Linked DNA regions of Homo sapiens: region 2 is linked to region 1. A link is a contact called in ENCODE Hi-C or POLR2A ChIA-PET data. All regions are on one chromosome and are shown on one strand. Each heading gives the region's core, a stretch centred on a gene start or an enhancer-like site at or near the end of the contact. The rest is flanking DNA. Distances are from core to core; before and after follow the strand shown.

What was found. Hi-C counts contacts between places; a loop is a spot of excess contacts on that map. ChIA-PET counts read pairs that join two places held with the same protein, here RNA polymerase II (POLR2A). Pooled maps may share reads with other maps.
Region 2: a map of gastrocnemius medialis shows a loop between it and region 1 (6-fold over the local background). The contact joins two enhancer-like sites. A Hi-C loop is called at or near these places in 1 of 168 maps with a recorded cell type or tissue (gastrocnemius medialis) and 1 of 50 pooled maps. POLR2A ChIA-PET finds 5 or more read pairs at or near these places in 1 of 52 experiments (WTC11).

The regions. Positions count from the first base shown.
Region 1 is chr14:34,127,290-34,133,965 of GRCh38, forward strand. All of the region lies in intron 2 of LOC102724945 (a long non-coding RNA gene), which reads right to left. Among named protein-coding and RNA genes, the nearest start is that of EGLN3-AS1, 91 kb to the left of the region's middle. Within about 2 kb of position 3,867, at least 6 of the 41 ENCODE cell types and tissues checked have a DNase peak (open chromatin) inside an H3K27ac peak, as active enhancers do; they include gastrocnemius medialis, where a contact is called at or near this core.
Region 2 is chr14:34,494,699-34,501,583 of GRCh38, forward strand. No RefSeq gene overlaps it. Among named protein-coding and RNA genes, the nearest start is that of SPTSSA, 36 kb to the left of the region's middle. RefSeq lists enhancers at 1,089-1,778, 1,779-2,467, 1,838-3,037 and a silencer at 4,271-4,370. Within about 2 kb of position 2,938, at least 26 of the 41 ENCODE cell types and tissues checked have a DNase peak (open chromatin) inside an H3K27ac peak, as active enhancers do; they include gastrocnemius medialis, where a contact is called at or near this core.

The DNA of each region.
Region 1 (6,676 bases), core at 2,617-5,116:
ACTTAAATTGGCATAAGAGGCTGGGAGCGGTGGCTCATGCCTATAATCCCAGCACTTTGGGAGGCTCAGGCAGGTGAATCACCTAAGGTCAGGAGTTCAAGACCAGTCTGGCCAACGTGGTGAAACCCCATCTCTACTAAAAATACAAAAATTAGCCAGGCGTGGTGGTGGGTGCCTGTAATTCCAACTACTTGGGAGGCTGAGGCAGGAGAATCATTTGAACCCGGGAGGCGGTGGTTGCAGTGAGCCAAGATCACGCCACTGTACTCCAGCCTGGGTGACAGAGCCAGACTCCATCTCACCAAAAAAAAAAAAAAAAAAAAAAAAAAAAAAAAAAAAAGGCATAAGAAGTGAATGGCACCGTAGCCCAGCTCCATTCCACATGCACCCTTCTACAGAGGCATTTTGCTAGTGACCCAAGGTCAAACTGGTTGGGCATGATGAGCTGATGGTGTGTGCTGTGCCTGGGCCAGTCCTTTCTCTGTACATCTGTGATGTTTTCTTTTCACTAGGAGTCTCAAAAATGCTACAACATGAAGGAAATGGTGCAGTCACCTCTCACTGGGTGCTAATATGTTCCTGGTGCTTTGTACACACTGTCCCCCTGGGACCTCACAGAAGGCTTGCAAAGTAGTTACTCTCAGTTTACAAAGTTCAGAGAATTTAGGTGAATTATCCAACACTCTGCAGCTACATATAGCATGCCTGGATTCAAAGCTAAGCCCATCTCTCATCAAGGCTGGTGCACTTTCGACTAGCTCACTGAAACTCCTGGCTGAGGAACATGATGGGGAAAATGAAAATAAATAAAAAATAACTGTCTTAGAGCATTGCACGAAATCAACTTTCTAATAGAGTCTATTTTCTCAAGGAAAGTATACAGGGAGGAAGAGGTGGATGGGTAGATGGATGGATGGAGATAGAGAGAGAGAGAGAGAAAGAGAGAGAGAGAGAGATGGATGCTGTAGATACTCTCCGGCACATCTTATACCTGCTTTAAATATCTGAAGCTACGTTGTCCTATGTTTTCAGAGCCATTGATCAATGCCAGGATGAGCCCAGGACAGGGCCCTGGGAAATGGCAGCCAAGAAGTGAGAGAAAAGCAAGAGAGAGGTGCCCCAAGCACCAAGAGCAGAGAGGAGATCCTATTGCTTTCCCTACCAACATCCCCAGTCTATTTAACAGATTGCTTTTAGATTTTTATTTTCTTGTAGTGATTTAAACACTTTAAATATTTGTATTTGGAGATAAAGGAAGAATTCCAAAGGTTTTGCATAAAATAACCATCATGAACCTGTTTTTCATTTTTTCTAAAGCCTGTCCTGGGCTACAGGGGTGAAGACACTTGGCCACTGAGGCTCAGGCAGGTCCTTTTCCGTGCTGCTTGCAGGAAGGAGATGGCAGCCCCACATGGTAGAGGCCCTCAGCTCCTTTGCTTCCTTGGCTACCAGAGCCTATTTCCAGCTTCACCTCACAGCCATGTGTGAACACGGCCCCGATGCCTGGAACAATCTCTGCGCCCACATTTGCGTGCCAAGGTGTGTGTACGTGAGGCCCTGCTCAGGCTGCGATGAAAATGCGAAGCACCTACTATTTTCAGCCTGAGCAGCTGCCAGGGCTTCTCAGCCAAGTTGGTGGAGGCAGCTCTCCACGCCCAAGCTGCCTGGTGTGAAACATGAAGAAAGCATCTGGGGTGGTCAAAACCTTCAAGCTTTCTGGAAACATGAGTTTCCAACACTCCACTTCAGTGTTATCCCTACAGAAACAGATACCTTTCCTTTTTACCAAAGCTCCTTGGAAGGAGCCACAATGGTAGTTTTATCTTCCACAGGTTTCTCTGAAGTACAGTGTGATGGAGGGACAGGGGTTGGCCTCTCCCCACCCCAGGCTCCCAAAGCATATACAGATTCAGGATGCTACAGGGAGAAATCGGAATGCTGTGTATGATGGGTACTAGCTCAGAGTCCCAGCCTAGGCAACAACTGACTCCCAGAGCAGGACTTGGGGGAGCCATTCTGTTCCCTCCCAACCCCAATTTTAAGATATGGCTCAAGTCACTGAAGGACCAGGATTTCATTTCCCTTTGTCCTAAAATGACTCCAAAAGAAAGAGTGAAAGTCATTGAGTTCAAAGAGGCCCCTTGGAAACAGGTGTGGACTATGAGGAATAGGCCAATGGGGTCCCTGGCTGGCCCTCTGAATAGGATACCCACCTAAAAGGCTTTGCCTGGGTCCTGTGGGTCCAGCCCACACCTGCGGGGAGATGGAAGGTCGTGTACTTCCCGTAAAAGGATGTGAAGCACAGTGCTTTAGCAAGGGATGGTCCAAGCCAAGACATGACGTGCCTGGAGAAACAACCGAAGTTCCACCCCTAAACCAAAGATAAGTTATGCTACTTCCGCCAGTGCCCTCCTCCCAGCAGAAACCTGTTAGTTTGACAAAACAGAAACCCAGTCCAGGCCAAGGCCAACCTAGCTGCCTGTAAATGGGAAAGGAATCTATGGGTGGGGAAGGGAGGTGGCAGAGGGTTCATTTCAGGCTCCCATGAAAGAGAAAGCTGGTCTTTAGTGCCTTGGCCACCATTTCCACGCTGCCCTCAGCACATTCTGTTGCCCTAGCCTAGCCATTACAATTGCCCAGTGGCCTTTCTTGGGCTACAGATCTTTGCTTTGTTCAACTGAGGAAAGCAGAGACATTCAGTAACACAGAAAGTAACCCGACAGAGCTGGCTCAGAGCCTGGATCTGCTGACTTCTAGCCCCATGGTCTTCCCCAACAGAATGTAGATGACCCACCCTGTCTCTTCAGTCACAAAGGGCTCTATTGACAAAAATATCCCCAGGACCTCTGCGACGGCACTCAGTAATGTAATCATTTCTCTGAGTTGACTGAGATTCCAACTTCAAGGACACGTGACGAGGTGATGGCCAGTCACCTGACTGGTGATCCTTTCCTCTTTCTTTAGGAGTGAAATACAGGGGAGAGAGCACCTTCCCACTCAGTAGTGAAGCTGAAGCAAGAGGCCCAAAGTGACTGGGCTAAACGTCATGCAGCAGGAGGAGCTGGAGGTGAAAGAAGACACCCAGTGCACCCCCCTGTTCACAGCAAGTCTCATTTCTCACCCCTTCACCTTGCAGATGGTGAACACATATCTGCCAGCCCTGCGCCCAGCATCCCAGCCAAAGTGCTTTTCCCTCCCACTCCCTCACTCTATAGAGATGCACCATCCCAACCCTGCAAAGGGCCAGCCAGCTGATGCATTAAGTTCCAAGGGCAGGAGCCAGGCTTTTTAGATTCTTGCCTCCAGTAACATTACGTGACCTCAAAGTTTTAACTCAAATAGAAGTTTTTTCAGAAACAAGGCCTCACTCTCTGTCATCCAGGGTTCAGTCTGGAACTCCTGGGCTCAAGCAATCCTCCCGCCTCAGCCTCCTGAGCAGCTAGGACTACAGGCCTGTGCCACCATACCTGGCTAATTTTTGTATTTTTTGGTAGAGACGAGGTCTCAGCATGTTGCCCAGGCCAGTCTCAAACTCCTGGCCTCAAGTGATCCTCCCGCCTTGGCCTCCCAAAGTGCTGGGATTACAGGTATGAGCCACCGTGCCCGGCTCAAGTAAAAGTTTAAACCAGGGCTGAGGAGTTGCGGGGCAGGTAGGACAGGAGGCTGGCATCTCTTGGAAGTTGTACTGCCTCCCTGGGAGGAGGTCTTGTCGCTCACAGCTGCACAGGAGGCTCTGTCCGCAGGCCCAGAGCCCCTCCGGGTGTTTCTGTCCAGCACTAAGCTCCTTTGCCCCTAAGTATGACAGGTCACTGGAAGCCTCTTGAAACACTGAGCGAAATCTGCCGCCTGACACGTTCTCCCTGGCTAGTTGGCTGCTTTGCATGCCTATGGGGCAAGCAGGCTATTTTTGCGCGGATTTCATAACCCCCTTTGTAGCTGCTGTGGCTGCTGATTGCACATGTGTTTCCAGCTCCACTCCCGTGGTGAGAATGTTTACAGAAACAGGCGCGTTGTCAGAGAATGTAGAGAAAGCAGGATTGAGAGATTAAGAGCACAATTTCCATGTCTAGACATAGTTCACGCAGCCGGCATCTGCTCCAATCAGGGTCTCCAGAACTCAGCAACTTGTGCTGATCACTCTCTTAACCACTTATCCCATCTCTGAGAACTTGACTATGAAATCTTCCAAGGCAGTGACAAGGCGTGAGAGGGGCTCTCAGATGTCTTTCCTGAGGATAAATCCAGGATGGATTTCTGAGTGTTGTGATAGGAAAACGATCAAAGCATCAGAAAAATCTGCAAACATCTGCATACATTTTTCTTTTTGTGATCTTAAACTGCAAGCCCAATTCCAGCCTCTGTGACAGGCTGCCTCTTAGTGTCTGGACTGGTAGGGTCGTCTTTATCACTACGTTTGTTGCTTATTTATCGATCCCAGTCTGCTTTCTCCTTTGCTTACCTTCTCACTCTTGTCAACCCGGTGACGAGTCTGCTCACCTACTGTGCTTTTAATGTATCCTGTTGCTCCTCTTTCCCACCTTTAGACACTATGCCCAGGCTCTGTCAGACCCCACTGTTATATTCTGTTCAATTCAGCTTTCACTTTCAGCCCCACCATGTTAAACAATCCTTTCTGCCGATCCTTTTTTGAACCTTTGATTCTGTTTGTTTCATGCCCCTTTCGTCCTAATCTTCTCTCCTGGCTCCCATCATTTCTGGTGTTAGGATTGCCCATCATAAGCTACCTTGGGCAGGATCTGTATCTGACTTAGCCTTGTTTCCGTCACAGCCTTCTTGGAGGACGTTTTCAAGAACAGTAATACCAGCCACCCGTCAAGACCAATGTAGCGGGCACTGAACTAATGCTCCACATGCACTTTTCAATTTTCTCTTAATCCTCATAATAATCTGCTGAGGAGGTTGCCCAAGTTTACCCATAAAAAAGCTGGGGTCTAAAGGGGTAAAGTTGCTTGCCTAGTTCATCGGTGGCGGAAACAGGCTTCAAATTTAGGTCTGCTCGACTCTAGAGCCTGAACACCTAGGTATCACCCTCACCCTCTTGTGAATGTATATTGAAAGAATCTGGGATGAATAAATAAATACTCAAGGCCCACAGCTTTCCAGCCATTTTGCTTCTCACATATATGCTCTGGCTCTTTTCTAACTCTCAAGGAAAGCAGAACCCTGCAAAGAGATCTAGGATGTAAACTCAGAGACCAACCTCATTCTCCTTAATCCCACACCCATCTCCTGCCAGTCCACAGTCCTGGGGCCTGTTACCCAAGAGGACAGAGCTTCCGTGCTTTGGCAGGGGAATGTGATCTCAGTCCCTTTTTGGAGGCTACCCCTGGGGTGGATGGTGGGGTGATGTGAAAAGGCATGGAGGGCAACTCAGGAACAACCGCTGCTGTTGTCCTCCCAGCCCAAGCTGGCCCATGCGTAGCCTGGGGCCATGGCCCAGAATCAGCCTTGCTGCCTGGTTTCTCAGGGTCACTTCTATTCAGGAAGAATTTCCCCCAGGTCCTTCCAGGTGGTCGTGCCAGTGCCGGTCACTTCAGGGGAACAGAGATGCAAGACACGGAAAAGGGCTATAAAAGATGATGGGGTAAGTGTCCACAGCATCTCTCTCCCCCTGCTATTTGAGGAGAATGCTAAATGTCCACAATTTAACTCTTCCTACCCCTCCTAAAGAGGAAGTATTCTTACTTTCTAGAAAAGACGCGAAGTGGCCCAAACAATAAAAGAAATAACAGAGGAGGGAAGGGAAAAGAAAGCAGGGAGCTGTGGGTTGATAAGTGACCTAGATGGTTCACTGTGGCTTCCAGAGGCTGGAGGACGGAAAAGAGGAGACAAGTGAGATCTGCCCATGTGGCTTAGGAATTGGATCCTGTTTAATGAAGAGACTGTTGTAAATAATGAATTCTTTAAAAAAAAATTAGCTGTACTCTGCAGAACTGTGTTGCTTTAGATATGGTTCCATGCAAAAACTAAGTCACATGTTCATACTCTTCAAAAAATAGAGAAAGAAGTGTTTTGGACTCCTTGGTATCTTTAACGTAGGACAAGAATCATCACTTTGAAGTCATGGTTCGCAGGGTTGCTCTCTTGATTTCTTGATTCCTGGCTTCTTGCCCTTCCTCCTCCCTACATAGACTAAAAGTGGAGAAGGTAGTTCCTGGAGGACAGGAAGGGGTTTTGATGCACAGTTGTGAGCCCAAATAAGTGCAAAGTAAATAGTTATTAAGAATCCAAGTATCAAAAGTTTCATGTGTCATGAGCTCACAAAATTATGTCATGTAAAAGAAGGATATCATATAATCTCAATTTTCAAAAAAGAAAATATGTACACATACATGTAAAATATAACAGTGGAGTTCTGAGTGTACTTTTGTTTTCATTATATTTTATTTTTGTATTATCCAAATTTTTTATAAAAAAAAATGTAGTTTCCCCCAGAAAACACTTTTTATAAAGGCAAGAAAATTAAATTCTGATGCATTTGGATGATAGGATAGGTCTTTTCAAAAGAGAGGAATAGCCTGAACATAGACCTAAGATCCTCAGAACTCACCAGGGAAAAAAATACTGAAGAAACCACTCTTCTTATTCATGGCACCTTCCTGGTAATGATAGGACATTCCCTGCTGGTGGGTTAGCTGGTTTACAAAAGAGAGTG
Region 2 (6,885 bases), core at 1,688-4,187, 370 kb after region 1:
CCAGTCAATATTAGCAGCTCCATTTTGATTCTGACAACTTTCACATATTCAAAACACAGTGGAGCCAGGCACTGTGGCTAATGCCTGTAATCTCAGCACTTTGGGAAGCCAAAGCAGGAAGATTGCTTGAGCCCAGGAGTTTGAGACTAGCCTGGGCAACATGACGAAACACAGTATGTACAAAAAAAAAAAAAAAAAATTAGCCAGGTGTGGTGGTACACGTCTGTAGTCCCAGCTACCCAGGAGGCTGAAGCAAGAGGATTCCGTGAGCCAGGGAATTTGAGGTGGCAGTGAGCTCTGACTGTACCATTGCTCCCCAGCCTGGGCAACAAAACAAGACCCCGTCTCAAAAAAACAAAAACAAAACACACTGGGGAAGGCACATTTCACGCAAGTCTGTGTCATCCGTGTAATGCTCTCTGGGAATCTCTACGAAGGCACATGATATATTTTGACAGACTGTGATCCTCCCTAGGAATTATTTATCACATGTCATATAGAGGAAAGCTGTCTTGCCCGGTGCAGTGGCTCATGCCTGTAATCCCAGCACTTTGGGAGGCTGAGGAGGGTGGGTCACCTGTGGTCAGGTGTTCCAGACCAGCCTGGCCAATGTGGCAAAACCCCGTCTCTACTAAAAATACAAAAATTAGCCAGGCGTGGTAATGCACACCTGTAATTCCAGTTACTTGGGAGGCTGAGACAGGAGAATCGCTGGAACCCAGGAGGCGGAAGTTGCAGTGAGCTGAGATCACACCAGTGTACTCCAGCCTGGGCGACAAAGCGAGACTTCATCTCAAAAAAAAAAAAAAAAAAAAAAAAGGAAAGCCATCTTGGCAGCCTTGTGTTGCAGAACTTTTCCTTAGTTCAGCTAAAGATGGGGTCCTTGTCCATCCCATGGCCAAGACAACTGAGGCTCGTAGATGGTCTGAAGGATGAGTAAAGCAGGGTTTTATTAGGTAAAAAAGAAGAAAAGGGGGAAGCAGGGACTAATAAGCAGGGACCACTATATTTTATTCAATAAAGTAATTCTGAACCAAAAGCTAAACACTTAAAAGCCAAAGTTGGCCAGGCACGGTGACTCATGCCTGTAATCCCAGTGCCTTGGGAGGCCGAGGCGGGCAGATCACCTGAGGTCAGGAGTTCAAGACCAGCCTGGCCAACATGGCGAAACCCCATCTCTTCTAAAAATACAAAAATTAGCCAGGTGTGGTGGCTAATGCCTGTAATCTCAGCTACTTGGGAGGCTGAGGCAGGAGAATCTCTTGAACCTGGGAGGCAGAGGTTGCAGTGAGCTGAGATCATGCCATTGCACTTCAGCCTGGGCGACAATAAGTGAAACTCCATCTCAAAAAAAAAAAAAGCCGAAGTTACTTTATAAAGCAGGTTACTCAGTAAAAGAAGAAAGATTACTCTGGCCCTAGTCCCTAAAGCCCTGCAAAACCTGGCATTTCTGCACATGCATGGGAACCCTGGGGAACTCCCACCTGTTTGGCAATTTACAGACCCAGGAACAGAGCCTAGCGCGTTGGCTCACGCCTGTAATCAGCAGTAGGAGGCCAAGGCAGGCCGATCACTTGAGGCCAGGAGTTGGAGACCAGCCTGGCCAACATGGAGAAAACCCGTCTCTACTAATAATACAAAAATTAGCCTGTGTGATGGCACGCACCTGTAACCCCAGCTACTCAGGAGGCTGAGGCAGGAGAATCACTTGAACCTGGGAGGCGGATGGTGCAGTGAGCCAAGATCAGGTGACTGCACTCCAGCCTGGACAACAGAGGGAAACTGTCTCAAAAACAAAACAAACAAACAAAAACACAAGAACAGGGGACAGGAAAAGCCACTTCGTTTGGGAGCCTTTAAAGTCATTAATGTTAGCTACTTCTACGTCAGCACAGAGGAATTACACACCAAGGTGGTCTAAGATGTTAAGAATTCATTTAAACATGAGATTACTTCTTTTGGATTCTGTAAGTGCTAATGTTGAGAAATTCATGACTATTGCTTACCTGTTTGCATTTTATTTAAGGATGTTCTGGAAGAGCATTATCACATTTTCCCATCAGAGCTTGTGCAAAGAGGAAGCATTAGTGCTTCCTCCATCACTAAAGGAGAGGCCTTGCTTTTGAAGGCGGGGCCAGAGATTCTGCAAGTAGCTCACAGCGTGGCTTAAGGCTCTGCGTGAAGGCTCAAGTTAGCCGATTTTGACACATATGCAAATGATTATTTGCTAATCAAGCAACAACCAGAGTCATTAGCGCCTTTACAGCCCTTGGGATTGTGAGGACAAGTTGGTCAGGAGACAGGTGGCGCTCACTACCCCCATCTTGGATCCGTTGAGAGTTGCAGATCAGTAAAAACTTGGGAGCAACCCCGATGACTCATCTCTGAGTTGTCTCAACAGTGTGTTCCGGGAACTGGTAGAACAAATGGAATCTTTCAAAGGCCCGGGTCGCAAGAAGCTCACAGCCCAGATACGTAAGCATTACGCACAATTCCATTACCCCTGCAAGGCAAGCAGCCCATGCCAGCAACAGAGGCCAACCAGCCACAGGCTTCACTCAGGCAGCTTTGGTTTCATCTACAGATCCTGCTTTATTGTAACATGAGCACTGATGAAAAATTGGTAGGACTGAGAAAGTTAAAACTCTGTGCTGCCCAGATTAGGATAACAGACACACATAAAGGCATCTACAAAATTAAGAAGAAAGCGTCTCTCCCAATGACACATTACAGCTGTAAAGTATTGTCTTCTTTGAATGACCACTGCTCTCTTACTGAAATCCTTTGTTCTTTGAAATCACAGAGTATCAGAAACTTTGCTGTATGAAATTCTATCAGTAAGAATGAAATATTCCACTCTTGGCCAGGTGACTCTAAGTCACCTTAATACAGAGAAGCAGCCTTAATTGACAACCCAAGTCTAAGGCTTCCGAATGGGGATCTGTGTACACAGCATTCCTCATCTAAACTTTGCAGTTTCCAAGGAAACAGCACTCTAAGGGCATTTTGCAGTTCAGGCCTGACATTGATTTTTTTACACAAGCCCTGTTTTGCTTTGAGTTGTCAAAACACTGCTTCATTGAAAGTTTATCTCCACCCTTCCCCCAAATCCTACATAAACTGTCCTTTGAGGGCAGGCGTGGTGGCTCATGCCTGTAATCCCAGCACTTTGGGAGGCTGAGGCAGGCGGATCACTTGAGGTCGGGAGTTCTAGACCAGCCTGGACCCGTCTCTACTAAAAATACAAAAATTAGCAAGGCGTGGTGGCAGGCGTCTGTTATCCCAGCTACTGGGAGGCTGAGGCAGGAGAATCATTTGAACCTGGGAAGCGGAGATTGGAGTGAGCCCAGATCATGCCACTGCACTCTAGCCTGGACAAGAGCAAAACTCCCTCTCAAAAAAAAATAAATAAATAAAATAAAACACACACACAGAAAAACAAACAAAAAACTGTCCTTTGGTCCTCTGGTGTACAGTCTACCTCATTGCAACGGGTTAATAAACCTGACTTTCTCAGATTCCAAGTCTGTGCCTGAATGGGCTAGGACTGCATCGCAATCTATGAGAACCCTGCTGGTCTCAAAAAGGCTACATAACAATCTGTTTAGTATAGTATTTGGGATATGACTATACAGGTGTTGCAGGGAAAAACATTTAGCAAATTTATGCCTGAGATTCAGTTTCTTAATAAATATAGTCATTTGTTAGCTTAAAACTTAATTCTGTCCTTGAATTATGATTATTAAAATGTGAAAATAGCATTTTAAGAGCCTTAAAGTCTGCTTTAAAAGAAAAGTAAGATATGGGACCAGGCATGGTGCCTCACACCTGTAATCCCAGCAGTTTGGGAAGCCCAGGTGGGAGGATTGCTTGAGCCCAGGAATTTGAGACCAGCCTGGGCAACATAGTGAACCCTTGTCTCTAAAAAAAAAAAAAAAATTGTTTTTTAATTAGCAAGGCATGGTGGGCACACCTATAGTCCCAGCTACTTGGGAAGCTGAGAGGGAGGATTGCTTGAGCCTGGGAGGTAGAGGCTGCAGTGAGCCATGACTGCACCACTGCACTCCAGCCTGCTCAACAGAGCAAGACTCTGTCTTGAAAATATATACACGGAAAATTTGCATTCAGAGAAAAAAAATTCTCAGAGTTTGGTCAAAGAAAGTTAGCCTCACAGGGCTGAATTCCTGGCCAATTCATACTAATCCTGTAAGACTTGGCTCAAACATTCTCTCTTCTTGAAAGCTGTCCCTAATCCTTCTCTTCTATACTCTGGTGGCACCTGCTGTTATATTTGTGCCATGGCACACGCCAACCACAATATTGGGGTTGTTGGTTTACCTGTTTTCCCTGTTCATCTCAACTCATTGAGAGCAGAGCCCCTGTCACTGATCTGTAAATTGCACCTGGCACACAGGAGGAACTCAATTCATGATGAATAGATGAAGCTGTGAATGGAGGGGAGGTTAGGAGCAAGAAAACCAGTTGGAAGATGGTTGTGATGGTCCACAAGGGATGAACATAACCTGGACACCGTGTTTGACTAGATGAAAAAGTAGATGAGTATGGAACATTATATTTTATTCTATTTTTATTATTTTTTGAGATGGAGTTTTGCTCTTGTTGCCCAGGCTGGAGTGCAGTGGCGTGATCTCAGCTCAATGCAACCTCCGCCTCCCGGGTTCAAGTGATTCTCCTGCCTCAGCCTCCTGAGTAGGTGGGATTAGAGGCGCCTGCCACCACGCCTGACTAATTTTTTTTTCTTTTTTTTTTTGAGCTAGAGTCTGACTCTGTCGCCCAGGCTGGAGTGAAGTGCAGCAGGCTGGTCTTGAACTCCTGACCACAGGTGATCCGCCCACCTCGGCCTCCCAAAGTGCTGGGATTACAGGCATGAGCCACTGCGTCTGGCCTAATTTTTGTATTTTTAGTAGAGACAGGGTTCCGCCATGCTGGCCAGGCTGGTCTTGAATTCCTGACATCAGGTGATCTGCCTGCCTTGGCCCCCCAAAGTGCTGGGATTACAGGTGTGAGCTACCGCGCCCAGCCTTGGAACATTTTAAAGGAAGAAGAGGCTGGGTGTGGTGGCTCACGCCTGTAATCCCAACTGGGAGGCCGAGGCTGGAGGATCACTTGAGGTCAAGAGTTCAAGATCAGCCTGGCCAATATGGTGAAGCCCTGTCTCCACTAAAAATACATAAATTACCCAGGAATGGTGGTGGATGCCTGTAATCCCAGCTAGTTGGGAGGCTGTTGCTAGAGAATCGCTTGAACCTAGGAGGCAGAGGTTGCAGTGAGCCAAGATCGCGCCACTGCACTCCAGCCTGGGCAACAGAGGGAAACTGTGTCTCAAAAATAGGTAAGTAAATAAATAAATAAAGGATTAAAGGAATAAATAAAATAAAGACTTGATGATTAAGTGAAAACAAGAAACAAAGAATAGAGAATCAAATAAATTTAAAATTTTTTAAACCTACACAGATAGGGAGTGGAAACTACAACTGGAATAGAGGAATCCTAAAGTAGCTAGTTCATGCATTTGAGATAAGATTTTGCGAGATCCTTGGAAAATCTATTATGCTTTTGGACATTCAAAATTAAAGTCAAGGCTCAAAATAGACTTGGGAGTCATTAACATTGAGGCTGAAACTTTTTTTAAAAAGTAGATGAACTCTCTGAAGAAGAGACTGTGTGTTGAGTACAAGGCTGAAACACTGAAACTTGGAAAATGCAAAGGTCTAAAGCAAAAAAGGAGGGAGGAAGAGGCAACAAAGATGAGTGTGTTCATGGAGAAACAGGGAAGTGCAACAACCCAGACACCAATGGAGAAGCGCTGCCTGCAGGGGAGGAGAGGAAAACCCAAGAGAATCACCTGAAAAACTATTCAAACTCAAAGTTCAGCAAGGTGCTAAGTTGCAAAGTACAGCAACCACTTACAACAATTGATGGCTTTCCTCCAACTATAGCCTATTACAAAATATAATGGACAGGCCGGGCGCAGTGGCTCACACCTGTAATCCCAGCACTTTGGGAGGCCAAGGCGGGTGGATTACCTGAGGTCAGGAGTTCGAGACCATCCTGACCAACAAAGTAAAACCCCGTCTCTACTAAAAATACAAAAATTAGCCAGGTGTGGTGGCAGTCTGTAGTCCCAGGTACTCAGGAGGCTGAGACAGGAGAATTGCTTGAACCCGGGAGGCGGAGGTTGCAGTGAGCACCATTGCACTCCAGCCTGGGCAACAGGAAAGACTCCGTCTCAAAAAAAAAAAAAAAAAAAAAAAAAAAAGAAAATATAATGGACAAAAGATCCCATTTGTAATGGCAAAAGCCAAAAGATAATAATGACAGATAAACTATAAAAATGTGTGGTACTTTTGAAAATATAATGGAAAAATTCTATTTTCAATAGTAAAAAAAAAAGAAAGAAAAGAAAGAAAGAAAGAAAAAGAGAAAGAAAGAAAAGAAAGAAAGGGAACGAAAGAGAAGAAAGAAAGGGAAGGAAAGGAAGAAAAGAAAGAAAGGGAAGGAAAGGAAGGAAGAAAGAATCCAGTCTGAGCAATATGGCAAGACCCAGTCTCTACAAAAAAAAATTTAAATTAGCTGGGTATGGTGGTGCATGCCTGTGGTTCCAGCTACTCAGGAGGCTGAGGTGAAAGAATTGCTTGATCCCAGGAGGTTGAGGCTGCAGCGAGCCACAATTATGCCACTGCCCTCCAGCCTGGGCAACAGAGCAAGACGCTGTCTTAAAAAAAAAAAAAAGGCTGGGTGCGGTGGATCATGCCTGTAATGCCAACTCTTTGGGAGGCCAAAGCAGGCAGATCAGCTGAGGTCAGGAATTCAAGACCAGCCTGGATAACATGGTGAAACCCCGTCTCTACTAAAAATACAAAA